4 separate regions of the Homo sapiens genome follow, and all the other regions are linked to region 2. A link is an interaction called in ENCODE POLR2A ChIA-PET data of the cell type or tissue named here. Cell type or tissue: MCF 10A. All regions are shown on one strand. Each heading gives the region's core, and the rest is flanking DNA. Links, peaks and the distances in the headings are about the cores only.

Region 1 (8,309 bases), core at 2,451-7,450, 55 kb after region 2:
AGAATCGGTGAATAGACTCTGGTAATCAACATAAATGAAAATCGTTTGAGCTGAAGTTGTCAAGGAACACTTCACAGATTATGTTGGACTTGAGCTGGCTCTTAAGTTCCTTCATTCAGCCATCATTTATTAGGCACCTTCTGTGTGTCTTGCCCAGTATTGAGTACTGGGAATAAAAAGGTGATTGACACATCTGCTTTCTTTAGAAAGTTTACTGGTTAGTTCACGAAGACAAGAAAACAAATAAGGACAATAAAATACTATACATGCTTTGATAAAAATCTGTAGATAATGCAGTCATTCAAAAGATAAGATTCTTTCAGGTGTTGTAACTGACCCCAATCTTTATAGTTTAGGTAATAAGTGAATTGATTTTGGAAAATAAATAGATTGGTGAAATCTGGGAATAGAGGAAAGGTATTCCAGATGGTGCATTCTATAGTCCGCTGTGGATGGATCTAGATGGATTTTAGCGTGATGAGAAGAAAGTGAGAGCCAGATCTTGGAGGCCTGTATACACATCTCCTATGTGCCACCCCTCCTGCAAATCTATTCTGTACCACCTCTACCCTGCTCCACCCCAGAAGCTAACCTGTAGGGTTAAATCAGCAGACTGTCATGCCTTTTAGTTTCAGCCAGTGGCTAAATAGCCTCAGCCAGAGATGGGCAGGAACAGAGCGAGGTCAAGGTCTTTTTTCTCTGTTGGCTTCCTCCCTTAAAAAAATCACTAGAGCCAGCTGCTTCTCCTTTTCTCAAAGCCAGGGTAATTATAGAAATCTTTGTTTCCATAGCTAGTCCCTCTCTTGTCCCTTGAGGCCAGTGGTGGTGACATCTCTGATACTATCCCCAGGTTATCACTGTGGTTCCCCTATAGCCTACCCACTTCATGACCAATAGTTCCATTGTACTTAAATCATGTGCACATTATCCTAAATTGAAATATGGTTAGATTTGAATTTTAAGCAATGGTGTAGGGATGGTTTCCTGGGGTGGAAATCTAGAGGCAAGACAATCAACTAGGAAAACTGGCCAAAGTGAGAGATGCTGTGGTTGGGAATATGTGGTAGCAGTGGAGACAGAAAGGATTTGATCAATGTAAGAAAAAGAATGGAGTTGAAGTTGACAGTAATTGAATGTGAGAGATTAGGGAAAAGAAAGTGTCAAGGATGACCATCCTTTCTGACTTTTATGGTCGCTTGATTCAGGAAGTAAAAAGATGATTTTAGTTTTGCATATTTTGATATTGAGATTTTTGTGGGAGAGCCATTGGAGAAGCCATTGGATAGGCTGATGTGGAATTTAGGAGAGATCCTGCTAGAGAGAAAGGTTGATGTATTGTCAACTTACATAGGTGGTCCTTGGAGCCAGGATGATAGAGGAGTTCCCCCAGGAGGGCTAAGAGAGTGAGGAAAGAAGCGGAATGAGAGGAAGACGGCCATGCACAGAACTCAGAATGTCATTAAAAGGGTCGATATTTTTGCACAGACTGAGAAAAGAGCATGAGCAAAGGCAAAGGAGAAAGAGTGAGTACTGGTTGCACAGATGGTGGGGAAATGTTTGCATAAGCTAAGTGGAGCAGATCATGGAGGGACTTAAATAAAAGCCGAGGCAGAGGAGTCTGGGCTTGGTGGTTAGAGATTAAAGAGCTATTATATGTTTATTTATTCATTTATTCTACAAGTGTTTATGGAACACTTAGGTTCTTGAGTGAGATGGATTTGTTTTAGGTTGTATTTTAAGGTGAATAATGTGATAATGGAAGGGCAGAGATGGAAACGGGCTTAAAATCTGAAGCAGTAATACCATTACAAAGTGATGAGAATCAAAACCAGAATAGTAGCAGTGAGTGCTCTGGACTAAGAGATTTCAAGGAAAGAAGTGCCGAGATTTCATAATGTATTAGCAACCATGTTCAATCTAAGACCTTTCTAGGTTCCATCATGTTTATGATAAATTTGTCCCAGAAAACTTCTGGTAATTCTGAAGAAGCAATTAACCAGTGAGATACAATGAAAAATGCAGTCTTCCCATTTTCAAAAAACAGGGAAACCAGTTTGCATGGTGTGAAATGGTTTGGCTGCTTAGAACATAGATCCCAGAATGGTTGAGTTTTGAATTCTGGGCCTAGTTAAGTTCAAGAATGGAGTTTCAGAATTGGAAGTAATGGTCTGACCACTTGCTTTATAAAATCTCAGATGGAGAAATAAATAGAAATAACCACAGATTATCTATGGTGCAGTTCATTATTTTTGATTGATGCCTTCTTTTCTTTGGTTTTAATTCCAATTCTCTGTGGTTGTATGTTTTGAGACTTTGTATTGAGACTTGTTCCTTACCCCTCCTTTCCCCCAACTCCACTTCCACTTCCTCCGCCATGAAAAAATAGTAATTTTAGGAACTAACTTCAAGTAATGTAGGGAATCAGATTTTAAAATAGGGAATGCCATGTTGTAGAATTTCAAGTTTTTGTTTTTATCATTAAGACTATGATTAAGATCAGCAGAAATTTCAAAGATTGGGAATAAGAAAATGAACAGAAAAGCCACATAATATGAAACATAGATTACTTATAAAAATAATTATGTCCTTTATAATAAGAAGAACACAATTACAATCCCAATGGAATGCTATTTTTCACCTGTTGGACTGGCAATGATAATTTTTCAGTTTGGTAATGAACTATTAGGAAAAGCATGAGGAAACGCATCGTTGTAAGAATGTAAGTGGACACAGACCTCTTAGTTTGACAATATGTATCAAGAATAAAAATGCATTTACCCTTTGGCTCAGCAATTCCTCATTTAGGCATTTTCCCACCAATGTACTTGGACTAAGTACTCAAAGCCTTCAGGACAAGCATATTTAACTTCAACATCACTGGGGCTGCAAAAGATTGGAATAAATGTGGGTGTCTATCAATAGCAGACTGGTTAAATTAGTTATGGTATATGCATGGGATGAAATAATGTGCAGTTCTTTTAAAGAATGAGACAGATTTTTATGCAGTGATGGAATAACTGTACAGAATGCAACCATTTGTTTTGAAAAGCGTAGCATTATGTGTGTATACTATATCAGATACTGCCTCTGGACAGATGTACAAGAGACTATATAGCAGCTGCTTCAGCAAGAAGATCTGAGGGTAAGATTGGGAGGGAGACTTACTTTTTCACCCTACACCCTCTAGTAGTACTATTTGGATTTTTTGGCATGTACATACGTTAGGCAGTCTTTAAAAGTCTTCCACCTTACTCAGGGAAACAAGTGAGGTAGCATTCACTGTTGATGAAGGATTTAGTTAAATGAGGTTTCATACACTTAGTGGAGGTGAACATTTATACAAAGGTTAAAAAGGCAATATATATTGGTTGGTGCCATACAAAATGAAGTGCTGCATATCTTTTATGGGGCAATCCTACTTTTACATTTTCATCCCACAGAAACTCTAGCTTACATGCATACATAAGATTAAAATACAAGAGTGTGTTTGAACTTTGGTATTGTTTTGTAAGTCCACATTCCTACCCAGGTTTATTTACTTATTGAAAAATGGCAACTGGCTACTTGTTTCTGTCACTTGAGAATTGCTGATCTCTTCACATTTGGATATGGGCCAGTGGTTTGAAGGGCCAGTTATTTGAGCCATTTTTAATGCATTTCATTTGTACAGTTGACTTGGAACCATCTAAGTTTGTCTGTGGCCTGTCTCTGAAAAAGGTAAGAGAAGAAAAGTTCATTCATTCACTATTTAGTAAGCACCTGCTTTATGCCATGTGTGGTATGATGCTGGAGGTACCACACTGAATCACAGACCTGGACCCTCCCCTTCATGGCATTTTCAACATTCTAGGCTTCCTTTTCCTTAATCTTTTTCCTCACATTAGCCATTTTTAGGTTTCTTTGGTGTTCTGGTCCCATTTCTGTTGCTCTTGCTTTCTTTTCTACTTTAACATTTTGGGCTGGTTTCAGCAACATTTTTCTGCTCCCAGTCATGGAGGAGATGACAACAGAATGTTGCTCACTTGAGTTGTGGGTCCACAGATGGACACTGTGGGCCTCAGCTGTCATTCCATTTCTTTTTATTTGATACACAAAGTAGACTGCCATGCTGAAGGGATGGCAGACAGTAAAACTACAGCTGCAAAAGAGGGCCCACCGCAGGTCATGCTGACTGCCACTGGTGATGGCGAACAGTGAGGCACACATCATGCGGAGCTGCATCTTCATCGGTGGCACTAACCCTAACTTCCCAACCAGAAGCAAACTGGACAGACCTGAATTTGACCACCTCTAAGTCTGCCTTTTATTTCTTCATATCTCGGCATTGTTGCTGTCTTCTTAATTAGCAAAATTTGTTTCCACTTTTCATTTCTGACAAGTGACCTTTCCCTGTAAGTAAAGGAGAGTGAAGTTTAGTCCCTTCAGCCCCATACAGATGATCGAAACTTAGATGAAGGAAGGATTTGGAGCATCTTAGCTGATGTGTTATCCATTCTGAAATAACTCACTGTGGCTATCTTGAGGGGCACACACAAAATGGATATTTTCTAGATGACGGTTATTTCATAATGTCAGTTATGAAATACAGTTTTAGAAATACATCATGAAATATAGCTTCCATCTTTGCTTTTTAAATATTACCATAAATTTATTTAAACCATAATCAGCGAGCATGTCATTGGTGTTGAATTTGTTCCTGGAACTTTCAGGGGCCTGCAGATGGAACAGCTCTTACAATGGAGACATTTTATGAAATCATCAAAGCTCCTGAAAGACAATGCAGCTTCCTCCCTTTCAAGAACAGAGTTTGACAGTAACATCTCAGAACAGATGTTTCAACAATCTCCAAATGTTTTTATTTGGTGGCACAAAGACTCTGTTATTCGTGAAATGGTCTTAAAAAATTAGTTCCTCCATGTGGGGATTGTGGGAATATGTGTCATGTAAATTGATTTCACTTTTGGCAGGAAACTGGCTCTTAACTCTTTAGATTGTCTCCAAGATTTGACTCCAACAAGTTCCGATTTCCAGGACACAGCAATCACAGAGGAGGTAGTAATACTCAGCATTTTTCCCAGAGTACTTAACGTTGGCTAATCTGAGAATGTTACATTCTTTAAAAAAAAAAAAAAAAAGCAACAGCGAAATAAAAGTTCATAGAAATTTTATCTTGCAAAACACAGTGAGAAAATGTAGGCCTTCATGTTTGCTGGTTATTTACATTATTCTTTTAATATAAGTCCACTTCTACAGCTTTTACTTGTTGATATTAGACTCCTGTTTGAAGGCAAAACTGCCATTCAAAGACAAACATGAGCAACTTAGAATGTGATTTCAGGTACCTTACAAGAGACTCTGGTATGACTGTTCAGTGGTATGCAATAAAAGGACGAGTCACTTTCTTTTCTTTGCTTTGCTTTTTTTTTTTTTTTTTTTGTGACAGAGCGCTCTCACTGGAATGCAGTGATGCAATCTCAGCTCACTGCAACCTATGCCTCCTGGGTTCAAGCAATTCTTCTGCCTCAGCCTCCCAAGTAGCTGGGATCACAAGCATGTGCCACCACTCTAGGCTGATTTTTGTATTTTTAGTAGAAACGAGGTTTCACCATGTTGGCCAGGTTGGTCTTAAACTCCTGGCCTTCAGTGATCTGTCCACTTCGGCCTGCCAAAGTGCTGGGATTACAGGCGTGAGCCACCGCGCCTGGCCCATTCTCACTTCTAATGTCTTGTCTTGCCACTGCCCTGACCTATACTTTCCACTCCTTCCAGCAGGACAGAAGTCAGCACACTGTGGCCTGTTTTCGTAAATAAAGTTTTCTGGAGCACAGCTGCTCTTATTCACTTGTGTGTTGTCTATGGCTGATTTTGTTGCCCTACATGGCCAGAGTTGAGTAGATGTGAATAGAGACTGTTTAGCTCATGAAACCTAAAATATTTACAGAACAAGTTTGCCAACTCCTGCAATAGGAAGTTGCATGTGTATTGTGACCTAGTGTTTAAACATTACATTAAGAAAATATTTTATAGGTTTTAGCTATTTCTATTTTAAAGACATTTGTGGGGCGCAAGAAATGCAAAGTAGGGCTGCATACGGTGGCTCACACCTGTAATCCCAGCACACTTTGGGAGGCTGAGGTGGGCAGATTGCTTAGGCTCACAAGTTTGAGACTATCCTGAGCAACATGGCAAAACCTCATCTCTACAAAAAAATACAACAATTAGCTGGGTGTGGTGGCATGCACCTGTAGTCCCAGCTACTTGGGAGGCTGAGGTAAGAGGATGGCTTGAGTCTGGGGAGCCAGTGAGCCAAGAAGGTACCACTGCACTCCAGCCTGGGCAATAGAGCCAGACCTTGTCTCAAAAATAAAGAAATGTAAGGTAGTATTTGGTTTTCAATAATTTAACATCACAAGAGAAAGTTTAAAATATAATATGTGTACACAAATATGTAAATTAAAATCTTCCAGGATGATCTGAAAACACTATGGAAAAGAGAAGAGAGAAATTAACTGACAATTGGGTATTCACTAAACAATTGAAAGAACGAATGAAAGGAATCTATTAATCTGATATACTATGTGCATAAATGTTAACAGTTGTAGCATTTGGCCATATTTAGCTGTTAGTTTTTTTCCTTGTTCTCTTATCTGTGTGTGTTAATCATTCTCAGTAGAATTTCTTATACATGCTCCCATGTATATGTGATTCTGAAGTCTTCCTGTCCAATAGGATGACAAAACACAGATGACTATGCAGCTTAATATGGACCCTATGACCATACCAAAAGTGATTATTCATTTGTTCTGTATGCCAAAATATGTTTGAGGCTACTGATAGTACAAGATCACAGACGCAATAGAAAAATAATTAAAAAACAAGAACCCAAGTTGGGAGACAAGGGGATAAAGGTGGTTATATTAAGAAACCAAGACTCTGTTATTTAGGCCAAAATATCAGCAATCATGGCAAACAAGGCAAAAAGGAAAATAGGAATTACAAAGCTCTTCTTATTTCATCAGAAGAAACATTCTTCTTTTTCAGGAAATACATCTTTTTCCCTAAGAGGATTGTATCATGTAATCTTTATTTAACGACTTGAACAGTACCTGCAATCACAGTTTTAAGGGAATGCAGAGATATTCTAGACCTGCACCAACTGTCCAGTATGACAGCCAGTAGCCACATGGAGCTGTTGAGCATTTGAAATGTGGCTAGTCTGAACTGAGATGATCCCTAAGTGTAAAACATACACCAGATTTGAAAGACTTAATGCAAAAGTATATATATATATATCTACTTTTATATATATTTTTATATATATCTACTTTTTTATATATTTTATATATATCTACTTTTATATATATTTATATATATACTTTTATATATATTTTTTTATATATACTTTATATATATTTATATAATACATCATTAGTGATGTTTAATTGAATTTAGATGTATTGGTTTAAATAAAATATGTTATTTAAATTTTACCTCTTCTCTTTAAATGTGGCTACTAGAAAATATGTAATTGCACATGTGGCTTGTTATATTTCTGCTAGATAGCACTATAGTGTATCTATATCTGCTAGATAGTCTATAGTATAATGTTTGATATATTAGGGTGCAGTGATGCATCCTTGGCCTGTGAGTACATTTCTGAAGGGACAGAATGAAATTTATTATAGGCATGACGCTTTCAGGTAACCTCTTACCTCAGAGATTGAGCATCTGTAGACTACTCAATGAGTGTTTGGCATACATATGAATCCCTGCATCTTGAGAACATTTTTCTAAAATACTCATCATAAAATTACAATAAATTAAACTTATTAAATACTATTGAAAAGATACCATTTGCAGGTTTTCATGAAAGTATACCTGGCTTAATGATAGCTTGAAATGTGTTCATATTCCAAATCTATAATTTCTTAATCAAAAAAATTGGCAGGGCGCGGTGGCTCACACCTGTAATCCCAGCACTTTGGGAGGCTGAGGCAGGTGGATCACGAGGTCAGGAGTTTGAGACCAGCCTGACCAACATGGTGAAACCCTGCCTCTACTAAAAATACAAAAATTAGCCAGGCATGGTGGTGCATGCCTGTAATCCCAGCTACTCAGGAGGCTGAGGCAGGAGAATGGCTTGAACCTAGGAGGCGGAGGTTGCAGTGAGCTGAGATCGCAGCATTGCACTCCAGCCTGGGAGACAGAGCGAGACTCCGTCTCAAAAAAAAAAAAACAACAACAAAAAGTGACCCAAGAAATGACAATCTGTATGCATCTTGAGAAGAGGAATAGAAGCTAGGAGTTGT
Region 2 (8,309 bases), core at 1,630-6,629:
ACAGGCATGAGCCACCACGCCCAGTTGCTAGTGTTTTGTAGTTAATGTAATAAGACAAAAAAGGAAATTCAATTTTAAACATTGGAAAGGAAGAGAAAAATATTTACAGTTTATGTGATTGTCTCACCAGAAAATCCAAGTAAATCAACTGAACAAAAGATTATAACTAATATCAGATTTTAGTGACGAGATGTAAACGTCAATAATGTTTCAGATATACTTGAAATAACCAAGTGGAAAATGTAATTTTTACAAAGTAGTACAGAGCAGCATCCAAGACACATTCTTGTTTACCCTGTAAAGTCCTTGGCCTGATCTAAGTGGAGACAATTAAATCTTGAGACGTCAATGCATCACTTACTCAGTAAGACAAGTGATTCTTTACTGGCATGTAAAACCATGTTAAATGTTATATGTAAATTTGTTTATACATTTAAAAGTCTTTCTCTTACCTTTACATGGAGGATTTTATCAATAGGTTTCCTCTGGAAATTATTAATCCATACTATACTTTTAATTCAGCCATTTGCCTGAATATAATAAAGCATGATGATAAAATGTTCACAAGATTATTGCCCGGATTTTTTTTTTTACATTCAACTAAGTTCATGCAGACTTCTGTTAGAAATTAAGATGCCTAGAAATCCACTTGTGGCTGCACAGCAGTGATTATAGCAGTGGAGATTTGAGAAAAATAAGTGATATTCAACCCTTTTATGAAGACCGCTGCCCCAATCAAGTTTTTGCTCTGGGATGGCCATATGAAGTCAGTACTGAATCTTGAGCAAATCGATTATATTCCATATAAAGTAGATGTAGATGGGATTGAAGAGGCAGGCAGATCCTATTGTCTTTTATAATTTATTCAATATTGGAATCAATTCCAAATCACTGCTTCTTAACTTCCTTTGATTGCCTTTAATCAAATGATTTCCACTTTGGCTGCATATAGGACCAACAGAATATCTAGAATGACAATTCTGTATCTGTGTGAGACCTAAGTCAAGGAAAGGTCACTCCAGTTGGCAGTTTTTGAATGGATTGGTTTCTCAAGTGATTCTTGACTCACTAATCTCATGACAGCCAATAGATTTAGACTGGCATTGGACTCAGTTTAATTGGTCTGAATGAATAAGGTATGAAGGTCATCCAAACTCAAACGAACCTGTGAAGAAACCTTTTTGCTCTGGGATGGCCATATGAAGTCAGTATTGATGTAGCTTAGGTTTTACAGCCTCACCAATATTTAGAATTGCTCTTTTGGGTGTTCAGACTCCAGGGTCGCTATGGAGAGGTAGAATCGGTAGATTCTAGTGCTTGCCTCTACAGTTTACCAGCCTTATAACCTCAAAAACTGCCTTTATTGTTTCTAAAACTCAGTTCCTAAAATGTTTAAATAGTGATAATAATACCTAGGTTGCCAGATATTCGGAATATTAAATATATCTCAGACCATAGAAATTTCGTAAACTATAATTTACATACATATATTTAGTGTGTATATATAATTTATAATAATTGCAAAGCATTACTTTTAGTAGGACTAGAATTTCCTGAACCTTCATATTTAGCTTCTTCTTTAGGAGAAAGTAGATGTCTTTTGTGCTTGAAATAAATGGTATCTGATCTCTAAGCCTGTTGAAAGGGCCTTTTCTTCTAAATTTGATGGCACTCTATTGGAACCATGTCTGCACTTCAGTATATAAGATACCTTATACATATATCTGCTACTTTCCTGAAAGTTCTTGAATATAATATTTCATTTATCTTTGCATTCTTCACAGTACCTTTGTGGTATGCCAGGTACACGGTAGATACCTAAATGGTTGAACAGTTGAATACACAAACAGGTGTTAACTTACTATATGTCTTATTTCCCATGGAAAGTTCTTCTCAAGGCACATATTATACAGAACAGTGTTATTTTTAGAATCACTCAGGCATTTTCATTTTACCTTTCATCCTCTACTTTTCTGTCTTCCTTTGTTATCGTGTTATACATACTTCTCCAGAGGTACCTGTGTAAAACTAATGCAAATTTTAATTGCTTTTGTTGGAGCTATATTGTTTTGCTAAGAAAGGGTCTAGCATAAGGTCTAGCACACTTGATTACTATCAGTGCAGCTTAAGCTACAGGTAGAACATTCTCATAGGGGCACATGCTGACAAGGAGAGCAAAACTTGCAGAGAAGGTGGGGAGTTCAGTTGTTCATCCAAGAACATATAAACGTATATCTAGAAAACCAACCTGCAAATTAAAGGAAGCACTCTAATTATTGTCCAGGGCAAGAAGTGGAGTGAGATGTAATGACTGAACGCAATGTAGAAAGCTGGCTAGCTGCCCAGAAAAGGAATTTATGACTGTGTGACCTCATTTTGCCTTTAGCAGAGTGTCACTTTTCTAATATCTACTTGAATGTTCCTCATGCCTTTGAAGACCATGTGTGAAATATCTGATAGGAGATATGTTGTGTGAATGCTGGGTTCATGGTCTTTGGTGGAAGCTGAAACATTTCACATCCGAGAACTCAACCAAGTCATGTCTCAGTTTATGAAAGCTGCTGAATCACACATCAGATTTTAAGCATTCAAAGCTCCCAGGGAGTGTATTGGCAAAGTGAAATCTGTAAGAACATTGTCATCATTAATGAACACTATGTTGGCATGGTTTACTTAGGTGGATACCAGTGTGTTCATTTTGCCAGGAATTCTCATCTATTGTTTTATAAGACCTTAAAGACTGATTTATAAAATAATTCTGAGACTTCTGGTACATTGACACCATTGGCAGTAGATCTGGTCCACTCTAAAGCAGGTGATGGAAAATTACCAGGTTCATATCTCTCTGGCGGTTGAAAAGAAACCAGGATGGCACCTAGTGACCAACCTTAGAGATATCCTTATAGAAATGCTTGTGGGCGGCTGGAGCGGAGCATGTGTCAGCTGTCGCCTTTGGCATTGTATTCTTCCAGATGCCTTATTTTCAGGTGGTTTTGCTTGGGAAAGTATCCATGAAGACCTGGAAAATTTGTTTCACTATTTCTTGTCAGAGTCTTCTTAGGAAAATGTGAAGGAAGAGAAAATGTAGGTCTGGGTCTCTCTGATCAGAGCAGCTCCACTCGCATGCCCTAATCACCTCCCTAAGGCCCTACCCCCAAATACCTTCATGTTGGGCATTAGGGTTCAACATCTGAATTTTGTAGGGGATACAGACATTCATCAGCTTAGGGTAGTGGTAGAAAGAAATCCCTCCTCCCAAATGGGACTTAGTTTTTACTAAGTAGGTATTATTTCCTTTTATTAAAATATATTCAGAAAGAGTTGAGTTTTGACATTATAAACAAGAAGTAGGATTCTCTTCCAAGTTGATACAACAATTTTATGTGTCCCCTTTAGCTAGACTGTTTGACTATTTAGTTTTTCATTCTCCATTTAAAAATAAAAAATTAGATATTTATCTACTATATAAAGAGATACAACATGAATACTTGTAAATCTTCTATTGTTTACAGACTAGGGAGAGTGATTAATACAGAAAAGCATTGTCAAACATGTTCCTCTGATGTCTGCCAGGATAACTTCTATGGAAGAGAATTAGCTTAAGCAGTGAGAGTAGGAATGTGGGTGAGGCGGGAGAGAGCTGTAATCGAGATGAAGCTGCCTGGGAGCTGCTCTGCTCCTCTACTAAAAAATCTACACAACCCCCAGTTTTCTACAGGAACCACCCCATGTCCTGTTCTGTTTTCCGGAAGTATTTGTGGGCCACCTTCTCTGTATTACAATTCTGACCTCTTGCCCCATTTCCTGGTAGGGCAAACCCAAGCCAAATCCAGTGGCCATTCAGCTAACTAGGCCAGTTTAGCCAGTATTCCCAGTTTTGTTGACATTGCAACACCACACTAGAGAGCTTTGTGTGTTGCTCTTTTCCATGGTCATGAAGCAGAAGGCAGGTGTGGAAGCTCCACAGGGTGGGACTTGTCCCTTTCTGATGACTCACTGGGTGTCACTCTTTGGGTGTATATTGTCAGTACCCCCTTGCTAAAAGGTTGTTTGTTTTCAGAGGCATAGCTCCTAGGGCTCTACTCATAAGATTGTGTTTAAACCCCTGGAAACATTTCAAGTGGGTAATTTTTAACATCTAAAAATCAATAGGATTGGGTGTGTCTGTTTCCTAGGCTGACTGTGCTGTGTTGTTTCTCAGTAGTAAGAAGCAGATTAGTGTGCGTCACATAGAAGCATTGGGTTTTGATTTAGAAGAGAAACTACACTTCCTTTTAGGTGTATGTTTACAATTCTGATAACTTAAAGGGTGGCTTGGGGTAAATATTTAATTTGCCTTCTTAGTACATAATAATCTTGTTGACAGTAAATATTTTCTGTCTGCTTTGTGTGTGTACACATACACACAGAAGAATATATGAAAAGATCATCACCAAAATGTCAGTGTTGGTTATCTGTAGGTAGTGAAATTTCAATTAATTTAAAAAGCAAAGCAATCCGATCCACCTTTAACCCTGTTTCTACATTTAACAGCTACTCAATGAAATGTCTCCATTCCTTACCTCTTACCTCTCATTTACTTCATAACCTCTCATTTACTTCATAACTCATTGTGGTCTGACTCTCTTTCTCATAACTTTACTGAAATAGCTTTAACTAAGGTCCTCAATGCATCCTGCTTTCTATATCTAGTGGCATTTCCCAGCCCTGACCTAGCTGGGCCTTTCTACTGCATTTAAGATTATCACTTGTGCCATTTTCCTTGGCATTCTGGACCTCAGGGCTACCAAGACATCACCACATGCACCTAGTTTTCCTCTGAGCTCTCCTGCCCTCGGTGCCACCCTCCTTGTGGTACTTGGTATCATCCAGAGTACCATCCTGGGCCCACTCCTTTCCCTCCTGGGATATGTCTGTAGGAGTGTCCAGCTCCACTCTCTATAGCCAGACTTACTACCCACCCTTAATCCCACTCTTCTTCCTGTATCCTGTTTGGTGGTATCCCTACCCAAGCCAGAAATCTGGGAGCCCTCCCACGACTTCATCCCCCACATCCTGTGATTAAAAATCCCACTGATTCTATCTTCTCTGCATATCAAATGTGACTTAAGAAGACAACAACATACTTCTGCTGCCCTAATACAAACTCTTTTCATTTTTCACTTATAGGGGCCTTTTAACTGCCTCCAGTTTTGTTCCCCTAAAATTAGATAAACCATCAGAGTATTTAAATCCTCGGTATTTAAAAACACAGTATTTAAAATCTATCCACCTCTAACTTTTGGCATAAATTCTTTTGTGGATCTCCAGACCAACAAGAGAAAGGCCAAGCTCCCCAGTATGACCAAGTAGGTGCTCCCTGGCCTGGGTCCTGCCAGTGGCTCTCTGCAGTGTTCAGTGTAGTTCCCTGCACATGCCATGTCACCTCCACGTCCTTCCTTTGGTCATGCTGTCCTCTCCACCTGGAAGATTGGGCTTCATCACCCGTCATCTAGGAAGCCTCTTCTGATGCTTCCTTGGCATTCCTATAATCCTCTCTTTCTGACACTAAATGTCCACATTTGTCATTGTTGTTTCCCCCAGTAGATCCTGAGCTCTTCGAGGTCATCTACAATTTCTTTTGTATCTCTAGTGCCTGTCAGAGGATCTGGCTTGCAATAAGACAGTAAGTTTTCAGACCAATGATGTGTCTATGTAGTTTGGATTGCTGATAGGAAATAGGCTGTATATATATAAAGATTGTAAACAGCAGGTAGTTTGAACATAATCTTAACGTTAGTATTAGCATCTATTACTGATCGCCAATAGGCTGTATATATATAAAAATTGTAAACAGCAGGTAGTTTGAACATAATCTTAATGTTAGTATTAGCATCTATTACTGATCGCCAATCTAAGTGGTGAAGATGAAGAGAATTGTGCTCAATCAGTTTGGAGGGGCACACGCCATATTGAAACTTCTCTTGTTTTATGCACCACACTATGTTTACTTTATGTTGGAATTTCAAATACACAAGGAGCATGAGAAAATTGGGAACCAAAGGAATATGATATATAAATTAAAGAATATTGACTTAAATAATTTAGCAAAACATGATTGTAAATATTGTGTGTTATGCCTATGGTAAAAATTCACCTTACGCTTTTTTTTTTTTTTTTTGAAACAGAGTTTTGCTCTGTTGCCAGGCTGGAGTGCGGTGATCTCAGTTCACTGCAACCTCCACTTCCTGGGTTCAAGTGATTCTCCTTTCTCAGCCTCCCAGGTAGCTGGGACTACAGGTGTGCGCCACCACGTCCAGCTAATTTTTTTATTTTTAGTAGAGACGGGGTTTCACTATGTTGGCCAGGATGGTCTCGATCTGACCTTGTGTTCCGCCGGCCTCGGCCCCCCAAAGTGCTGGGATTACAGGCGTGAGCCACCGCACCCGGCCCACCTTACGCTTTTTAAAGCATGTTGATATGAATGATGTAACCGCATTTACTTTAAAATTGCCATGAAGTAGCCCGCACCCTGCCAGTCAGTGGAAACTTTTTGTAATTTTCTTCGTGTACAACCTGTTTAAGAGTCTTGTCTCAGGTTCTTTCTGGTGATGCGTGTAGCAGCTTACAGCTCTAAGTGAAGGGTCACCTTGTTCATCCCCCAAACCTCACAGTTGAAGAAAATGAAGGACACATACACAGTTAGCAGTGGACCCAGGACTAGAGGCCAGGCCTCTGTGGTCATCTGCGCATTACTGTCTACATAATATGGACAAATCCATATCCAGAGGGAAAATGGCAGAATGATGATGATTGTGTCAGAGTGATGCTAAGAAGCCTAAGGGTATAGGTGGTTCTTTCTTTATTGACAAGATGCCCTGTGATGTGGTTTAGGGAATCAGGAAGAAATTAAAGAAATGTGCTTGAATGATACCTGACCTTCCCTCCCACCAAAAAAAGAATCCTTGATGTTTTCAACAAAAGTATTGTTATTAGCAACCATAAAATTGTCATTCTTTTATTTTAAAAGATTCTGGGGGTTGATACTGATCAGTCTGTAAATCCCTCCCTCCATCCATCTCCATATATTCTATCTGTTTATAAATCCCTCCCTCCACCCATCTCCATGTATCATACATATAGATAAAACATAACCATATAAAATGTACACATTTTTAACCTCCAACAAATGACATTACCAACAAAGTCTGTCTGTGCTGAAATTAGAAGGAAAGAGTTTCAGATTGGTAAAGTGACAGGCTTCAGAAATACTCTCTGACTAATTCCTAACTATCTCTGCTCAAAAACGTATAAAAATTATTTGACATATGCCGACATGAAGTAATTGGAATCATTGTCCAAATTCATGATGTGAAAAGCCTTTCCGCACCTTTCAAAGCAGCATATGGGCCCTGAAATGTGAATACACACTTGGAATTAGCTTTGCCTTTCACTCACTCACTCTCAGGATGTCTCTGATAACATGCACTTGTGCCAGAATGTAGTCATCTGTAGAACTTATGTGTGGGGAAGGCAATATGATAAAAGTAGCATTTGTATGCCACGACAGTTCAGATCTTCACTAGAAACAGTGGTATAGGTGTACTGTTGAGATCAAATACAGACTAATTGTTCACCTTCTAAATGGACAATTATTATATTTTATATTGAATTCACAAAGCAGATTTTTTTTTGGCTCACTATATTTAAACTGAAGTGCTAGGCATTACCTTTTGTTGGTTTAATTTTACTGGTGTTATTACCAGGAAACTAAGTTTCTCAGATTTCTGATCAAAACACAGAGCCTGTTTGTGAAAAGCCACATTCATGTTGCGTGTGTGAGAGAGAGAAAGAAAGAAAATATGTGAAAGAATGAGCTAGAAAAGTATGTAGGGCAAGGTTGTAGAGGGTCTCTATAGATGCATTTCATTCATTAAAATTAATAATTTTGCCACTTGGTACTTAGCAGTAGGGTCTGTGGACACTTTAATATATAAAAGATAGACTTCCTGCCATCTAGAGGTTATAAATAAGGCAGTTGAGCAGTGATTCAGAGTAGAAAAAGGAGACTAGTGTTTTTACCAACTGAAGAAATCTTGAACCCTCTCTTTTAATTCTACTAGGCAGAATTTTGGCCTGATATTCCAGGAAAGTAGCTTGAGAGCTGTGACACTTTGCAAATGATGCAAAGATCCAGAGGTACATGGAAGTGCAATAAAGTTGTGAAATAATATGACTCAGTGCTGATCAATGGCTCCTCATTAGCAGCAGACATTCATTAAAACATAGGAAATTTCCCAGGCACTGATGTTACAAGGGAGAGGCTAGCA
Region 3 (8,309 bases), core at 2,065-7,064, 64 kb after region 2:
TTCTCATATTCACTTGGTAGTCTCGGCTCTGGCTGAATCTGAATCTCTGGCTACTTTATGCCAGCCTCTGTGCATCTGACCTTGGCTGGACAAAAACACAACTGTACTCTGTGGTTTTACTTTTAATTAATGACCATGAACCTCAAGTAAGAACTTAAAAAATGCTGCCCAGCAATCATATTACATTGCAACCTTCTCTTTCCTTAACCCTCTAACAACTCCTCTCTCAACCTTATTCTCAACCAATGCCTTCCTTCCAACTTTGGCTGGAAAAATTGGAAGCTTCCAACAGCTTCCACTGCTGCATCTCTTGGGGCTGGAGATGAATGGCCTGTGCTCCTGTCTGAAGGCAGCTCCTCCATTTCAACATCAGATGCACGTTCTCTGCCTGCTCAACAATTGGGTTCCAATCATTTCTCCTGTCATCACCTTGTTCCCCTCTGCTGGTCATTCCCATCAGCATGCAAGCATGCTTGTTTCTTCTCCCATCATACTAAGGAAAATAAAAACATTTCCTACATCTCACTTCTGCTTCCTCTCAGTAGCCTCTGTTCCATCTCTCTTCTCTATTTTATAGCAGAACTCCCAAAATATCTGGTGCCCATTCTTATTATTTCTGGTTTCTCTCTCTTCCCAGGCTGCCTTCAATCCAGTTCTGCCAAGCTTTTAGCCCAGCTCTTCTGCTGCCCTTGTTGAAGTCCTCAATTAAATACAAGTTGCTGAATCCTACAGTTTTCAGCCCTCATTTCACTGTCCTGTAAGCAGCATTTGACACCCACTCACCATTCATGAGAGGAATCAGATCACCTGGCTTCTTGGATGCATCCCTCTTGGTTTTCCTCTCACTCCCCTGGCCGGTCCTTCTCAGTCTCCCAGGACTCAAACCTTAGACCTCTTCTCTGTTCACACTCAGGCCCATGGTCATCATCATCAAAATGTCATGGCTTCAAATAACATCTGTTAGCCGATGACTGCCAGATTTATTCTTTCCAGCCAGACTTCTCTCCTGACCTCCACACTTCGGTGTCTAAGAACTTTTTGAACATCTCTGTTTGCGTGTCCAATAGACATCTCAGACTTACCTGTCCAGACTGAACTCCTGATCCTCCCTTCACCCTCCAAAGCTGTCCTGTCTCAGTCAATGTCAGCTCTGTTCAGAGTTGTTCAGGCCAGGGTCCTCACACTTTAACCACTTCCCAGCCCCTGCCATGTCATACCTGAATTATTGTAGGAGCCTTCTACCTGGTGTCACTTGCCTCTGTGCCTTGCACCTTTATGGTCTTCTCAACATGCCAGCTAGAGGGATCCTTCTGTAGCATTGGTTAGATCACCAGCTCTCCGCTCAAATCCCCATTCCACTCAGGTGAAGAGTGCAACTCCTTAAAAGGCATATACAGTCTGACCACCTGCTACTGCTCTAACTTTCTTTCCCCTCTTCCCTTATCCCACTCCAGCCATAGTGGCAGCATGCCAGGCAGGCAGCCCACCCACCTGAGAGTCTTTGGGCAGACTGTTGCCTAGTCTTAGAATTCCGAGACCTCTAACTGCAACTACCAAGCACGACCCTCCCTCACCTACACCAAAGGTCACCATCTCAGCAATACTGATTGGTCTCCCTGCACTCTCCATCCCCCACACCCTGCCCTAAATTTAATAGCATTTCTCACCTTCTACCATGGTATACTCTTACTCATGTATTATAGTATCCATCTCCTGCTGGAATGTAAGCTTTGGAAGAACAGAGATTTGTGTTAATTCCATTAATTGATGGATCTCCAGCATCTAGAATAATGTCTCCACCTAGTAGATGCTAAAAAATTGTGTTGAGAATATGAATGAAAGTTTTCCTATTTCTGCCTGAGAGATTTTCCCATGATAGCTTTTAATTCCTTTTAAGTTTCTGGAGTATTATATTATAGCCAGGATTCAGAAAATAACTACTAAGAAACACTGTATCCCTGATATGATTGCATATGGTCTTTTATTCCAAACTGAAAACAGTTCTTCTCAAATGTTGTAGCAGGGTCACAGATACTGAAAATGTAAACAACAACATGATAGATCCTTGATATTTTAGGAATATGTTCAAAGTTCTTCATAAATCCTGTAAATTGTGGAGACCATGATATGGCCTACTCGCATGAATTTCATATATAGCAGTAAAAGGAAAGAAAGGAGCCACATGGAGCTCTGGAGGCTGAGTGGCCGGCAGGCTCAGTGGTTGAGAGGAAGCTCACCAGACAGCTGTCTGCTGCTGCTCCATGCTTCTGCCTCAGCAGCATCACACATTACAGCAGCTCATGAGCCCTAGACATTACCTGCATATTGTTCTAACCAGGAATATGAGTTATGTGAAAGCCAGGAATCCATTATATCATTTTGTTCTATTTGCAAAAAAAAAAAATTTAATACTAATTTTTAAAAGTTAGCTCTCCCAGGCTTCTAAGACTCGGTTCTAGAATGTAAATGTGTGGTTCGTACAACAACTGATGGGCAAGGTAACTTCAATGTTTAACTTACTGTTAAAAACAACCATTTATAGCAAAGTGAGTTTTCACTTTGAGATCAAACAGCAAGTAAGCATTCATTCAGTTTGATTTTGGACATCTGGGAATAAACTCTCAATGTAAACAAAAAGAATGCAGTTTATTTTCATTTTTAAGCTGATTTTAAAATCTATCTATCTTCTAGTTTAATGGAACCTCCCATAATGCCTTTTTAAAAAGATTAATGATGAACAGGAATCTTTGACAAAAAAAGGGCTGGGGTAAAGAGAGAGGATGTTGTTGCCATGGTAACAGCAGTCCAGCATAAACATCTTAGATCTCTTCTGTTTATCCTGTGTTTTAGGGCAATTCAAGCTGCTGGAACAAGACCGAGATATAAAGGAGCCAGTGCAATATTTCAACAGTGTGGAGGAGGTGGCTAAGGCATTTCCTGAACGCGTGTACGTCATGGAGGATATCACATTCAACGTGAAGGTAGTAGCTCTTGAAGCACCAAATATTTATACTCACTAAAGATAATTTAACTTTCAAGTCTGGATGTACACAGTAAGTGTTCATCTGTGTCTCCTAGGAGGGTTTTATCTTCTAATAGTTAGTGGCAGTAGCCAAAACCACATATATTGTAGCTGACCTGACTCCCTGACTGCTTCTGTATTTATTAGCATTATCTTTTGTTAGAATTTAAAACTGATATCTGAGTTCAAAACTGTAGCTGTTGAGGCATATAAGTGATATTTTTTAAAATTTGGACTTCATTTTCTAATATGTAACAGTTGTTTAGCCAGATCTCCACTTCTGGGAGCAAAAGGGATATGATGAAACTAAATAATACCAAACACTTATTTAAAAAGAAAGAAAGAGAGGAAAAATACAAAGATAGAATAGGTTTCTAAGCATTTCTTGAAGTCAGCATGTATTCATTCCATTCTTTGTGGACTATCTATTTCACTATATATAGAGAAAACTGATATTGCCCAGAGAAAAGCTATATAGTGTTTGTTGTGCTCTATTTGTTCTGCATTCTTTTTTTTTTTTTTTTTTTTTTTTTTTTGAGACTGAGTCTTGCTCTGTCACCCAGGCTGGAGTACAGTGGCGCGATCTCGGCTCACTGCAAGCTTCGCCTCCCTGGTTCATGCCATTCTCCTGCTTCAGTCTCCCCAGCAGCTGGGGCTATAGGCACACACCGCCACGCCCAGCTATTTTTTTTGTATTTTTAGTAGAGATGGGGTTTCACCGTGTTAGCCAGGATGGTCTCAAGCTCCTGACCTCGTGATCTGCCCACCTTGGCCTCCCAAAGTGCTGGGATTACAGGTGTGAGCCACCGTGTCTGGCCTTGTTCTGCATTCTTAAAGGGACAGTGCAGTCCTTGTCCAGATGTTGACCGAGGTCCTTTGACTAGACTTGCTGTTGAAGAGGGACTGACCAGAGAAGCAAGCCACCAACCAGGCCCATCGTATTGCCTGCAAATCTTCCACATTTTCTCCAGCAATACTCATAATTACACTAAAACACTTTAGAAAGTGTTCACATTGAAGGGGTTTTCTCTTTAATGTCATTTCAGCCCAAAGTCCACCTAAATCACATTTTCCAAACATTTCAAGATTTAGGGGGTCAAGATTCCTGTTTCTTAGAAATCCACTCTATGTGAAAAACAGACTACATGGTGTCTTGGCCCAAGAATGCAGCAGTGTCTTTGTGGATGAGTCATTCCACCCACACTCTTCAGGAAAGGGAGGAGATGCCTAGGACAGCCCCTTATTGGAGAAACGGTTCTGCCCATTTCATTGTCTAAGCTAAGTCATTTCTTCTTCCAGTTCCAAAATACAGCTGCTTTGGTCTACGCTCTTTAGTTTTATTATTAAGATGAGTGATATTTTATATTTTGTAAAATCTTTACTAAGTAAATTATGCTTACATACAAAAATATTTATCGTTTTTAACTTTTTCAGTGGCCCTAATACATGAGCAGTCAAGACAGCTTGCATTTGTTTACAGTGAAAACTTGTGCAAACATGTTCATTTTTAAACATACCTAGACTCATTGGTCAGAAGTTAAATCCTATTCCATTAGTGTTTTGATATGACTTAAATCTCTCCCTAAAACTTATATTTAGAATTCTCTAAATGAAAAAAAAATAAGTTTTTTTTAGAAAGTTAGTAGTTTTAAACTCCTTTCTAGAAAAATATTTCATTTGCTAATAAAGAAATCAAATGTAAATTTTTAAGTGATTTTTAAAGATTTTCTCTAGTATTAAAATGTAACATTCCATCTTTTGCCACATATTGCTCATGTATACTATTTTTTTAAATGCCTCTAGCAGCTTTTCTTGGTGAATTTGTAGTAAGTCAGAATGACTGAGAGGATAACACTTAAATTTATACATTTTAGAGTTCTTTTTTTAATATAGAATACCATGACTGAATGTATTCATTAAAATGTGTTTAATAGAGAATATCATTTAAGAGTTCAAAGGCTCAGTTAAGTGTGTGAAGTATGAGCTTATAGCATCCATAAAACTAATTGGATTTGGGTTGAGTTCTGTGCTGTGCAAACATAAATATTTAATATTTCTAGTCTGTTACTTATGGAGTTTTAAGGTGCCATCACCTCTAGCTTGCATGAATCATTAAAACATTATTCAATTCTGTTCAAAGAAGGATTGTTATAGGAACCTCAGGAAATTTACATAAAGAAATACACAAAAGGTTTTGTGCTTAGTGATAAACACACAAGTAAATAAATAAACTAAGGATAGTCATAGAAAAGTTTGTCTGGATACCACCTGGACCAGTAATAAAGGCTGGAAGTCATGGTCTTCTTCAATTAAAAATAGACTGGATTAAGCCAGGGCACAGTGGCTCACACCTGTAATCCCAGCACTTTGGGAGGCTGAGGCAGGTGGATCACCTGAGGTCAGGAGTTCAAGACCAGCCTGACCAACTTGGTGAAACCCCATCTCTACTAAAAATACAAAAATTAGTTGGGCTGGTGGCACACACCTCTAATCCCAGCTACTCGGTGGGGCTGAGACAGGAGAATTGCTTGAACCCAGGAGGCAGAGGTTGCGGTGAGCCGAGATCACGCCATTGCACTCCAGCCTTAGCGACAGAGTGAGACTTCATCTTAAAAAGAAAACAAAAAGTCTGGATTATTGTGTCTGTGTGAGAACTAAGAACTAGCAGGGGAGGAGTTAAAGAAATGGGATTTTGGTTATTCTCATGGAGAAGGTGGGAAAAAATTAAAAACAATACTCTTTACTCATAAATGTAGCTATTATCCAAGAAGCAGTTTTTAAAAGAAAGATTTCAAACCTTCTTAGAAGATTTCACCCTCTCTCTTCTACTTCAGATACAGCGTAAATTAAACCAAAAGGATAAACCACTGAGAAAAGCACTTGCAGTTAAAAATTGATAGTTACCTGGCATCATGATAATCAAGACATTATTATTAGAAATAAATATACATATGTATCCTGATATATTTATTTACAAGTCCAAACTGAAATTAATCTTAATAAGAATGTAAAATAAAGCAAAAGTATTAGAAAAAGGGGAACTCTAGTTCTGGGTTTCTTCACAAACTGTAGCAAAATTTTAACTTCAAATTTTAAATTTAATGGCTAGTACTAGTACTATTTATACATTTGTTGAAAAATGAAACATTCTTTTTAATTTGGAACTAAAATTTGTCTTTAAAAGATACCTTGATGTGTTTAAAACTATCTGCCTGATTGGCCCCATCGATTAACTGCGTGAAATGAATTCATATGCATTAAGTGTTTAATTCTTTAACCAGCAAATATATTTTGAGCACTTACTATATGCCCAGCACTACTGCAGGCACTGGGGGTAAATAGTAAATATGCAAGTCCCTCACTGCATGGAGATTACAGTATAGTAGGGGAGGTAGACAAGAAATACATAAACAAGTATCAGTACTACCTCCAAGTAGAGATATCAAGAATCAGTTGGATCTACAGGTTGGGAGCTTAGAGAATAGTCTAGGCTCAGAGTATCTAGTTGGGGCTCATCATCTTCTGGAAGACGTTTGAAGCCATGGGTCTAGTTGAGTTTACCTGTACCAGTGATTCTCAACCAGGAGTGACTTTGTCCCTCAGGGGACACTGGCAGTGTCTGTACACAGTTTTGATTGTCATGACTGTGGGGTGGAGGATGTTACTGTCATTTAGTGGGTGGGGGGGGTTGCTGCTAAACATTCTGTGATGCACAGGACAGGCTCCCATAACAAAGGATTGTCCAACCCAAAATGTCAGTAGTGCCAAGGTTGAGAGGCATTAACCTAGAGACAAGATTAAAAGGAGAAGAGCTCTGAGGACTGAGCCCTGGAGTACCCCAGCATTTAGGGGTCTAGAAGAGAAGACTGGATAGGATAGCAGTGAGGTAGAAGGACAGCCAGGAGCATATGGTGTCCCAGAAGCCAAGATTCAAGAAGGAATGAGCAACTGTGTCAAATGCTACTTAGTAATTGAATTAGATGAGGACTGAGAACTAACCATGAAATTTAGCAAAATGTGAAGGTCATGAGTGGCCTTGATAGGAAGCAAATAATAATCAGCTCTGAGACTGGAAAGTGAGTTAACCAGGACAGTACAGTAGGGTGGTCCTAGAGTTTAGTCAAGGTAAGTTTCAAGTGAGATTACTCAGCACTACCCTTTCTTCCAGCCATTTTCGGCTCCCTCGATGCAGGTATAGAGTAGACCAAGAGAGCTGAGTTTAATGAGAGTTGAGGTTCTCCCAGTGAGTATAGCAGAGATCAGCAAAGGTGTTGATGGAATGTGCCCTAGAGTGAGTGACAGGTCACACTGAGCCATGGAATCCTCACTGGGGGCTGGGTGCAGTGGCTCATGCATGTAATCCCAGCACTTTGGGAGGCCAAAGCGGGTGGATCACTTGAGGTCAGGAGTTCGAGACCTGCCTGGCCAATGTGGCGAAACCCCGTCTGTACTAAAAATATAAAAATTAGTTGGGCATGGGGGTGCATGCCTGTAATCCCAGCTACTTGGGAGGCTGAGGCAGGAGAATTACTTGAACTTGGGAGGCAGAGGTTCCAGTGAGCCAAGATCGCGCCACTGTACTCCAGCCTGGGTGACAGAATGAGACTCCATCTCAAAAAACAACAACAAAAAAGAAGAATCCCTACTGGCTAACCAAGCGTGAATAGAAGTGTAGCCCCAATGAGAACTGGACTTATGAGATAGATATGTTTGAGAAAATGAGATGCAAAATAGGAGGTGGTGGTAGAGTGTAAAACTCTTGAAATTTAACTTTAGGCAGTAAGATCGGTAATGACAGGAGTAGCTTTATTTTCTGATCTAAGTATGTCCATTTGAGTGAGCAGCTGGGGTGGTAGAAACAGAAAGTGGGAGATGAGAGAGTACAGAAAATAAAAGGATATGTGGGCAGGTTACCTCTCACTGATGATTTGCATATATCTCTTCTAATCCCTGCAAAGCTAAAGGAATTCCATGTTTTGGGAATAGCAGTCACCTGTCTCTTTCACTTTTTTTTTCTTTATCCATCTGGTTTTTAGTTTTCAGGGTAAGAATGTTGTTTTCGTTTACTTGTTTTCCTGCATATTTGTGGGGTTTTTTTTTAACTGTAATAGGCTTTTTCTCTCTTAATTATCTCTCTTAGTTTTTTCATCAACCATGTTTCTTCTCATGTTTGCTTCCAAAGTCAGAAGATGTCCTCTTTCTGAGTTGGCCATTCCAACTGAAGGCCCATACCCCTCCTTTTAAAAATAAAAACAGCTGCACTAACAATTTTCAAGCCATATATTTT
Region 4 (8,309 bases), core at 1,162-6,161, 83 kb after region 2:
TCAATATATTTAGCCATTCATTCAATCTTACAATACAAATAAATTTGACTCAGAGTTTCTCTACCCATATCCCTATGAAAAACAAATCTACCAAAAGGATCAGAATATTTATTGGTCTTTTTTTCCCTACTGGCATTATATGGTCAAAGTGTATTAGTCCATTCTCAAACTCCTATAAAGAACTGTTCAAGATTGGGTAATTTATAAAGCAAACAGATTTAATTGACTCACAGTTCTGCATGGCTGGGGAGGCCTCTGGAAACTTGCCCTCATGGAGAAAGGCACCTCTTCACAGGGCGACAGGAGAGAGAATGAGTGCCCAGCAATGTGGGAAGCCCCTTATAAAACCATGATATCTCGTGAGAACTCACTATCACGAGAACAGCTTGGGGGAAACCATCCCCATGATTCAATTATCTTCACCTGGTCCCGTCCTTGACAAGTGGGGATTATTACAATTCCAGGTGAGATTTGGTTGGGGTCACAGCCAAACCATATCAGACAGCATTCCAAAGGTACTTGGATTTTCTCTTTCCCCAGAATGGTTATTTTGTTGATTTAAAAAACAGTTGGATTTTGCATTTGTTTCCATTTGCATTCAGTTTTAAAATAACTTACATTAACAAGAAAAAAACAACCCCATCAAAAAGTGGGTGAAGGATATGAACAAACACTTCTCAAAAGAAGACATTTATGCAGCCAACAAACATATGAAAAAAAAAATCATCATCACTGGTCATTAGAGAAATGCAAATCAAAACCACAATGAGATACCATCTCATGCCAGTTAGAATGGCAGTCATTTAAAAATCAGGAAACAACAGATGCTGGAAAGGATGTGGAGAAATAGGAATGCTTTTACACTGTTGGTAGGAGTGTAAATTAGTTCAACCATTGTGGAAGACAGTGTGGTGATTCCTCAAGGATCTAGAACCAGAAATACCATTTGACCCAGCAATCCCATTACTGGGTATATACCCAAAGGATTATAAATCATTCTGCTATAAAGACAGATGCACATGTATATTTATTGCAGCACTGTTCACAATAGCAGAGACTTGGAGCCAACTCAAATGCCCATCAATGATAGACTGGATAAAGAAAATGTGGCAGATATATACCATGGAATACTATGCAGCCATAAAAAAGGATGAGTTCGTGTCCTTTGCAGAGACATGGATGAAGCTGGAAACTATCATTCTCAGCAAATTAACGCAGGAACAGAAAACCAAACACTGCATGTTCTGACTCATAAGTGGGAGTTAACAATGAGATCACATGGACACTGGGGGAACATCACACACCGGGGCCTGTTGGGGGGTGGGGGGCTAAGGGAGAGAAGATAGCATTAGGAGAAATACCTAATGTAAATGATGGTTTGATGGGTACTGCAAACCACCATGGCACTTGTATACCTACGTAATAAACCTGAACGTTCTGCACACATATCCCAGAACTTATAATAAAAAAAAAATTCTTGTTGACCTAATTTTTAAAATATGTAGCACATTAGTATACATCCTTGCAGTCAAAACTCTGTGGCAAGGTATACTCAGAAAGGTATCATTTCCTCCCTTGTCCCTAGCTCCAGTAAGTAACCAGTTTCATTGTTTTCTGTTTTTCCTTGTGCATGTTTTTGGTTTTTTTTTTTTTTTTTGGTAACAAAAATAAAAAGAAAATGTATATACTAATTTTTCCTTTCTTCTTAAACAAAAAAAAAGTATACTGTATAAACTTTTTTTGCACTTTATTTTTTTTTATTTAACAATATATTCTTGAAAGTCATTTCATATGCATTCCTTGGATTCATTATTCTCATTGTCTTTTGCATAGTACCAGGAAGTGTGTGTACCGTAGTTTATTCAGTCAGCCTCCTATATTTAAGCATTTAGATGAGTTCCAATATTTTGCAAAGACAAATAATGCTGCAGTGAATAACCTTATACATGTGTACTTTCATATTGTTGGAGGAATGTCTTCAGGGTAAATTCCTAGATGTAGGATTGCTGGATGGAGGGATAAATGCATATGTTATTTGACTTGATATTGCCAAATTCCCTGCCACACGGGTTGTATCATGCTGTATTCTCACCAGCTATGGACAAGGATGCTTTTTACCCCATAGCCTTACCAACTGAGTGTGATGTCAAGCTTCTGAATTTTTAATCAATATGTTAGGTAAGAAGTGGTATCTTAGTATAATTTTAATTGGCATTTCTCTTAGAGGAAAGAAGTTGAACATCTTTTCATAGGTTTGAAAGCCATTGTACATCTTGTTAGTTAATTGATTTTTCATGTATTTTGCCTATTTTTCTTTTTTTTTTTTTTTTTTCAGACAGTCTGTCTCTGTCACCCAGGCTGCAATGCAGTGGCACAATCTTGGCTCATTGCAACCTCTGCCTCCCGGGTTCAAGCGATTCTCCTGCCTCAGCCTCCAAAGTACCTGGGACTACAGTCACGTGCCACCATGCCCAGCTAATTTTTTTGTGTTTTTAATAGAGACAGGTTTCACCATGTCAGCCAGGATGGTCTCAGGTCCTTACTTTTAAAAAGCTGCTTGTATATTAGAGATATTAGCTCTTTATCTGTGATATGTTTTGCAGATATCTTCAGTCTGTCATTTGACTTTTGACTTTATTTCTCTTGTTTTCTGCCATCCACATACTTTTTGAGTCAGAATAAACACAAGTCAGGGCTTTTGTTATCAGATCTGAAAATATAAGATGAAGACACAAAAACAATATAGTTACAGTGGGAAAATAGAAAGGTCGCTAAGATAAATGGCCTGAAAATAAATGCAAATATAGGTATATATTTGAATGTATTTTATGAACTTAGTATATAATACTTTATATATTTTTAATTTATGATATAAAAGTATATAATATTAGTATACAGTAAAAGTGACACTGCAAATTAGTGATGAAAGGGATGACTCTTTAGGAAGTGCACTCAACACTCAGTTAACTTACACACACACACAAAAAAAAACCTACCTTAAATAAGCCACCAGAGTAAATACAGTTACATTCCCTGTTGGGCTAGTGGTTAGGATTCAAAAAATAGAGATACATAGCAAAGTATTAAAAGAAAACACTGGTAATTATACCAGCGTTTCTCAACCTCAGCACCACTGATATTTTTGCACTGGCTAATTCTTTGCTGTGGGGAGCTGTCCTGGGCATTATAGCATATTGAGCAGCTTCCCTGGCCTCTACCCACTAGATGCAAACAGCAGCTTCCCCAGTCATGGCAATCAAAGCTGTCTCCAAACATTGCCCCCTAGTGGGTATAGTCACCCCTGGTTCAGAATCATGAATCTATATCATCTCAGCTAGAAGCATAGCACCCAAGAATGAAATCACAAAGGAAAATTTTGAAAATATTGACTACATTTTAAAAAAAACAACTTTAATAGTTAAGCTATAAAATTGCAATTCAAACAACAAATGGAAGAATACATAGCACAAATGACATTTTCATTTACACAAAAAGTAATCAGTAAGAGATCTAAATAATTAGATAAATACTGAAAAATGAATATACCAATAAATATATTTAAAATATATTCAGCATGCATGCTTTACCTCTCATGCTGGTAAGCATGAAATAAACTTCAGTGTGAGTGTAGGGAGACATAATTTCATAAAGTGATAAAAGTATAAATAAGTATAACATTGATGAAAACACAGTGGGCAGTGCATATTAGACCTTTCAAATATATGCATATTAGCCAGGTGTGGTGGCTCACACCTGTAGTCTCAGATACTTGGGAGGGTTAGGTGGGAGGATTCCTTAAGCTTGGGAGGTCAAGGCTGCAGTGAGCTGTGATCATGCTGCTGCACTCCAGCCTGGGCAGCAAGATCCTGTCTTCAAAAACAAAACAAAACAAAACAAAAAAACAAATATATGCGTAGCTTTTGTCCCTGCAGTTTTTCTAGTACTTTATCCTAAGGAAATAATTGAGCTGTAAAAAAGTTCATTGCAGTACTATTTATAATTGCTAGACATTGGAAAAATCCATCTATATTTTTATTTTACAGTAAGGAACTAGTCAAATAATGCACATTCATACAAAATGGAATACATTAGGTTAGTATTACTATTGATGAAGGATATGCCCGGGGGAAATGGATACAGTTAGAAACTCAGGTAACAGAATTGTGTATATATGTATCTATTTGTATCTCTGAGATAGATGGATCAATTCTGTTTCTTTTTTCTATTTATATTTGACAGATTATCTTTAGTGATAAGATAGTATAGAAGTTCTTCATTTTTATATTTGTATTTTTAATATTTCTTCCAATTAAATAATGGATGTATAATTTTTTAAAAAATTGAGAAATACCACATTTTTAAGTTCTTTTTCTCAATTTCAAATTTTAAAAATTTAATAAAATTTTAAAAAGTAAAAAATTAAAATTTAAATAATAAAAAACAAGGAATTTTCTACATCAGCATTCATGAAAACATTTATAACTGCAAAAGAAAAAATGACAATATCCCTGTTAGTATCCATATGATAGATTACTCTGCATATATAGAGAAAAGAGATGTTTATAAGATTCTAAACTAATATCATCTTGAACAAATAGTAGTTATTGTTAATCACGTAAGTATAATAAAAGAAATGAGGTGTCTAAATTTAGTATTAAAGAAAAGCGCAGCATTTTCCTCTGTGTGTGTATTTGTGTGTGTCTTAATAGGAAGTTCTTTGCGTGAATAGATCAAAGGAAATGAACGTAAAATGTGATTTATTATATTGTAGGTTGCTTCAGGTGAATGCAATGAAGACACTGAAGTTTACAACATCACCCTGTGTACTGGGGATGAACTCACTCTAATGGGGCAGGCAGAAATCCTTTATGCAAAGACATTCAAGGAAAAGTCACGACTCAACACAATCTTCAAAAAGATTGGGAAGCTCAATTCCATCAGCAAGCTGGGAAAAGGCAAAATGCCGTGCCTCATTTGTATGAATCACCGGACCAACGAAAGCATTAGCCTTCCATTCCAGTGCAAGGGCAGATTTAGCACCCGAAGTCCCCTGGAACTTCAGATGCAAGAGGGCGAACACACCATCCGCAACATTGTGGAGAAAACCAGGCTTCCTGTGAATGTGACTGTGCCAAGCCCTCCACCGAGAAACCCATACGACCTCCACTTCATCCGTGAGGGGCACCGCTATAAGTTTGTGAACATCCAGACCAAGACGGTGGTGGTTTGCTGTGTGCTGCGGAACAACAAGATCCTCCCCATGCACTTTCCTTTGCACTTGACTGTCCCCAAGTTCAGCCTCCCAGAACACCTGGTGAAGGGAGAGAGCTGGCCCGAAACCCTGGTCCATCACTGGCTAGGTATCTGCCAAGAACAGTTCGACATCGATGAGTATTCACGGGCTGTCCGTGATGTGAAAACCGACTGGAATGAAGAATGCAAGAGCCCCAAGAAGGGTCGGTGCTCTGGCCACAACCACGTGCCCAATTCGCTCAGCTACGCCCGCGATGAGCTCACCCAGTCCTTCCACCGACTCTCGGTCTGTGTGTATGGCAACAATCTCCATGGCAACAGTGAGGTGAACCTTCATGGTTGCAGGGACCTGGGGGGAGATTGGGCTCCCTTTCCTCATGACATCCTGCCCTATCAGGACTCTGGAGATAGTGGGAGCGACTACCTTTTCCCAGAAGCTAGTGAAGAATCAGCAGGCATCCCGGGAAAGTCAGAACTTCCCTACGAAGAGCTGTGGCTGGAGGAAGGCAAGCCCAGCCATCAGCCTCTCACTCGCTCTCTGAGCGAGAAGAACAGATGTGATCAGTTTAGAGGTTCTGTCCGATCCAAATGTGCGACTTCTCCTCTTCCCATCCCTGGGACTCTGGGAGCAGCAGTGAAGTCTTCAGATACTGCCCTACCTCCACCTCCAGTGCCTCCCAAATCTGAAGCCGTAAGTCATTTCTGTTTTTGAATGCGGTGCCAGTCTTTCTGTCTCTCTGCTCAGTCATCCACTAATTTATTTTCTTAAAACTCCCCAACTGAAGATTGCAGAGTGAGCAAATTTGTTTAGTTTGGAGTGAGATACACATGCTAGCTTGATTATTTTGACCATTTAGGAATTAGAGTTTTACTCTATGTCTGATGAGAACCTCTTGGAGAGTTTTTAACAGGAGAGTTTTAAACATGACTTTTGCTGCTGCCCGGAGAATGGATAATAGGGAGGAGAGAGTAGAAGGTGGGAAGCAGAGAAGAGGCGACTGCATTAAGGTAGGTGCGAGGTGGTAAGGCCCTAAACCGTGGCAGCTGGTAGTGGCTGGCAGAGAGAGACGGCTGCTTCAGACTGTTTCATAGGTAAACCCAACAATATTTACTTGTGAGTTGGATGTCAGGCATGAAGAAAAGAGAGCAATCAAAGAAAACTCCTAGATTTTTAGCCTGGGCAACAGAATGGATATTAGTGTCATTTACTGTGATGGGGAAGACTGAAGGAGGAGTAAATTTATTTGGTGGTGGGAGGGGAAGCAGAGGAAAATCAAGAGGCAGTAGCCTCACTTATAACTCTTTCCTATATCCCTGAAGTTACACTGAGATCAAAGCATAGCGGATGTGCTAATGTATTATACACACACACACACACACACACACACACACACACACACTCCAGAACCAGGTGCCAGGGTAGTTCTATTTAACACCTTAAACATAACTCATTCAGAGCTTGATTCTAATGTAAAACTAAAATTTTGGTACAGTTCTGTTTAGAACAAGAGAAAGGGCCCTCTATTTTGACCATGTTCTTCAATTGGCAGCCACTCTGAACCTTTGCTACTCATTTTTGATCACTGAATTTCATTATCCCTGAGGGAGAAAGGGCTAGAGGTATTAAGTGTAATTCTATTAATTTATTTGACAGTATCTATTACAGTGGCTTTCTTTTTTCTATCTCTAGAAGAATCCTTTTTAAAAGAATTACATGAATCCCAATATATAGAAGAGTTCAAATCAAAACCTACCTGACCAAAGCACAGATTGTGGGGAAGGGGTCTTCCTTGGGTCCCTGCCCACTCTTTGCCCCTACCGGGTGATCTTAGGACACCTTTCTGGAACCCTGGGGCTATGCAGAACCGGGTTTTTAAAAACTATGGAATTACTAGGCTAGATGCTAGAAATACAATCATCAAGAAAACCTGGACTCTATCCCCTCGTACGTCTCAGTTTTACAGGGAAGGTAACAGATGAAAAGCAATGACTGTTAATACAAGTTAAAAGGTGATAAACAATAGGAAAACAAGAGAGAGATAATGTGTGGAGAATTCAGAAGAGACAGAGAAACTTCTAGTCGCGGGATGAATGAGAGGAGCCTCCATGGAGATTATGACATTTTAAATGAGTTTAGAAAATGTACCTGAATTGGAAGAGTAGAGAGATGAGAAAGAAGGACATTCCGGACAGAGCAGCATGAGCAACGAGCTGGAAGCTGGGGCAGCTTTAAGCATGTAAGAGGGAAAACAAGAAGTTCTGTGGGGCAGTTGAATAGGGCTGGATAGGGTGCAGGAAGGGCAGTGGTGGCTGAAAGGCTGGTGCCAGGGCATGGACAGCCCTGGGTGTCAGGCAGCAGTTTGTGCCAGGCTCCACGCTTAGCTGTCCATAAAGAGCCCTCATTGCTGCAGAGCTTTCCTGAGAGAGGACCCACCTCTGGCCCTCTGTTGCAGGGCTTGAGAGCTCCCCAGCAGCTACAGGTCTGGACTTGCCCTTGATCCTTACAGGATCCTCTGGGGACCATCAGGCACAAGCCCAGAGATCCCTGTATTCACTAAATATCATGGACTATTTGGGGAACTTAATGGTGGAGCCGGGGTCCTTGGCCCTTGGGTTTATGTCAGCAATTCCCTAAGAATGTTCATCAAAAGCCGGGTAAAAAGTAAGGGGGCGGGCCAGGCGCAGTGGCTCACACCTGTAATCCCAGCACTTTGGGAGGCCGAGGTGGGTGGATCATGAGGTCAGGAGATCGAGACCATCCTGGCTAACACGGTGAAACCCTGTCTCTACTAAAAATACAACAAATTAGCTGGGCGTGGTGGCGGGCGCCTGTAGTCCCAGCTACTCGGGAGGCTGACGCAGGAGAATGGCATGAACCCAGGAGGTGGAGCTTGCAGTGAGCCGAGATCCCGCCACTGCACTCCAGCCTGGGCGACAGAGCGAGACTGTCTCAAAAAAAAAAAAAAAAAGTAAGGGGGCACCCCTCCAAACAAGTACTCCTGGAACTTGAGGGATGTCTTAATTCAGCTATGTATTTCATGTTACTTGAAGGTTGG

What was found. ChIA-PET counts read pairs that join two places held together with the same protein. Peaks named below come from ENCODE experiments on the same cell type or tissue, not always from the same donor. Only the 100,000 strongest peaks of a DNase experiment are listed, where the experiment ranks them.
Region 1: POLR2A ChIA-PET joins it to region 2 with 18 read pairs; 4 of 35 experiments call an interaction of 5 or more read pairs at or near these places.
Region 3: POLR2A ChIA-PET joins it to region 2 with 11 read pairs; 3 of 35 experiments call an interaction of 5 or more read pairs at or near these places.
Region 4: POLR2A ChIA-PET joins it to region 2 with 15 read pairs; 3 of 35 experiments call an interaction of 5 or more read pairs at or near these places.

Annotation. Positions count from the first base shown.
Region 1 is chr18:32,314,521-32,322,829 of GRCh38, reverse strand. The region is part of intron 2 of GAREM1 (GRB2 associated regulator of MAPK1 subtype 1); the gene reads left to right. Among named protein-coding and RNA genes, the nearest start is that of MEP1B, 130 kb to the right of the region's middle. In MCF 10A, for the core only: no CTCF peak of the experiment used is centred there; a DNase peak (open chromatin) is centred at 5,399.
Region 2 is chr18:32,368,273-32,376,581 of GRCh38, reverse strand. The region is part of intron 2 of GAREM1 (GRB2 associated regulator of MAPK1 subtype 1); the gene reads left to right. Among named protein-coding and RNA genes, the nearest start is that of GAREM1, 98 kb to the left of the region's middle. RefSeq lists an enhancer at 3,722-4,016. In MCF 10A, for the core only: no CTCF peak of the experiment used is centred there; DNase peaks (open chromatin) are centred at 2,341 and 3,891.
Region 3 is chr18:32,304,865-32,313,173 of GRCh38, reverse strand. GAREM1 (GRB2 associated regulator of MAPK1 subtype 1) reads left to right here. Exons shown (of 6, transcript NM_001242409.2): 3 at 2,851-2,981. Among named protein-coding and RNA genes, the nearest start is that of MEP1B, 120 kb to the right of the region's middle. In MCF 10A, for the core only: no CTCF peak of the experiment used is centred there; a DNase peak (open chromatin) is centred at 4,233.
Region 4 is chr18:32,284,666-32,292,974 of GRCh38, reverse strand. It overlaps GAREM1 (GRB2 associated regulator of MAPK1 subtype 1), which reads left to right. Exons shown (of 6, transcript NM_001242409.2): 4 at 4,772-5,944. Among named protein-coding and RNA genes, the nearest start is that of MEP1B, 99 kb to the right of the region's middle. In MCF 10A, for the core only: a CTCF peak has its summit at 3,271 (motif pointing left); a DNase peak (open chromatin) is centred at 3,254.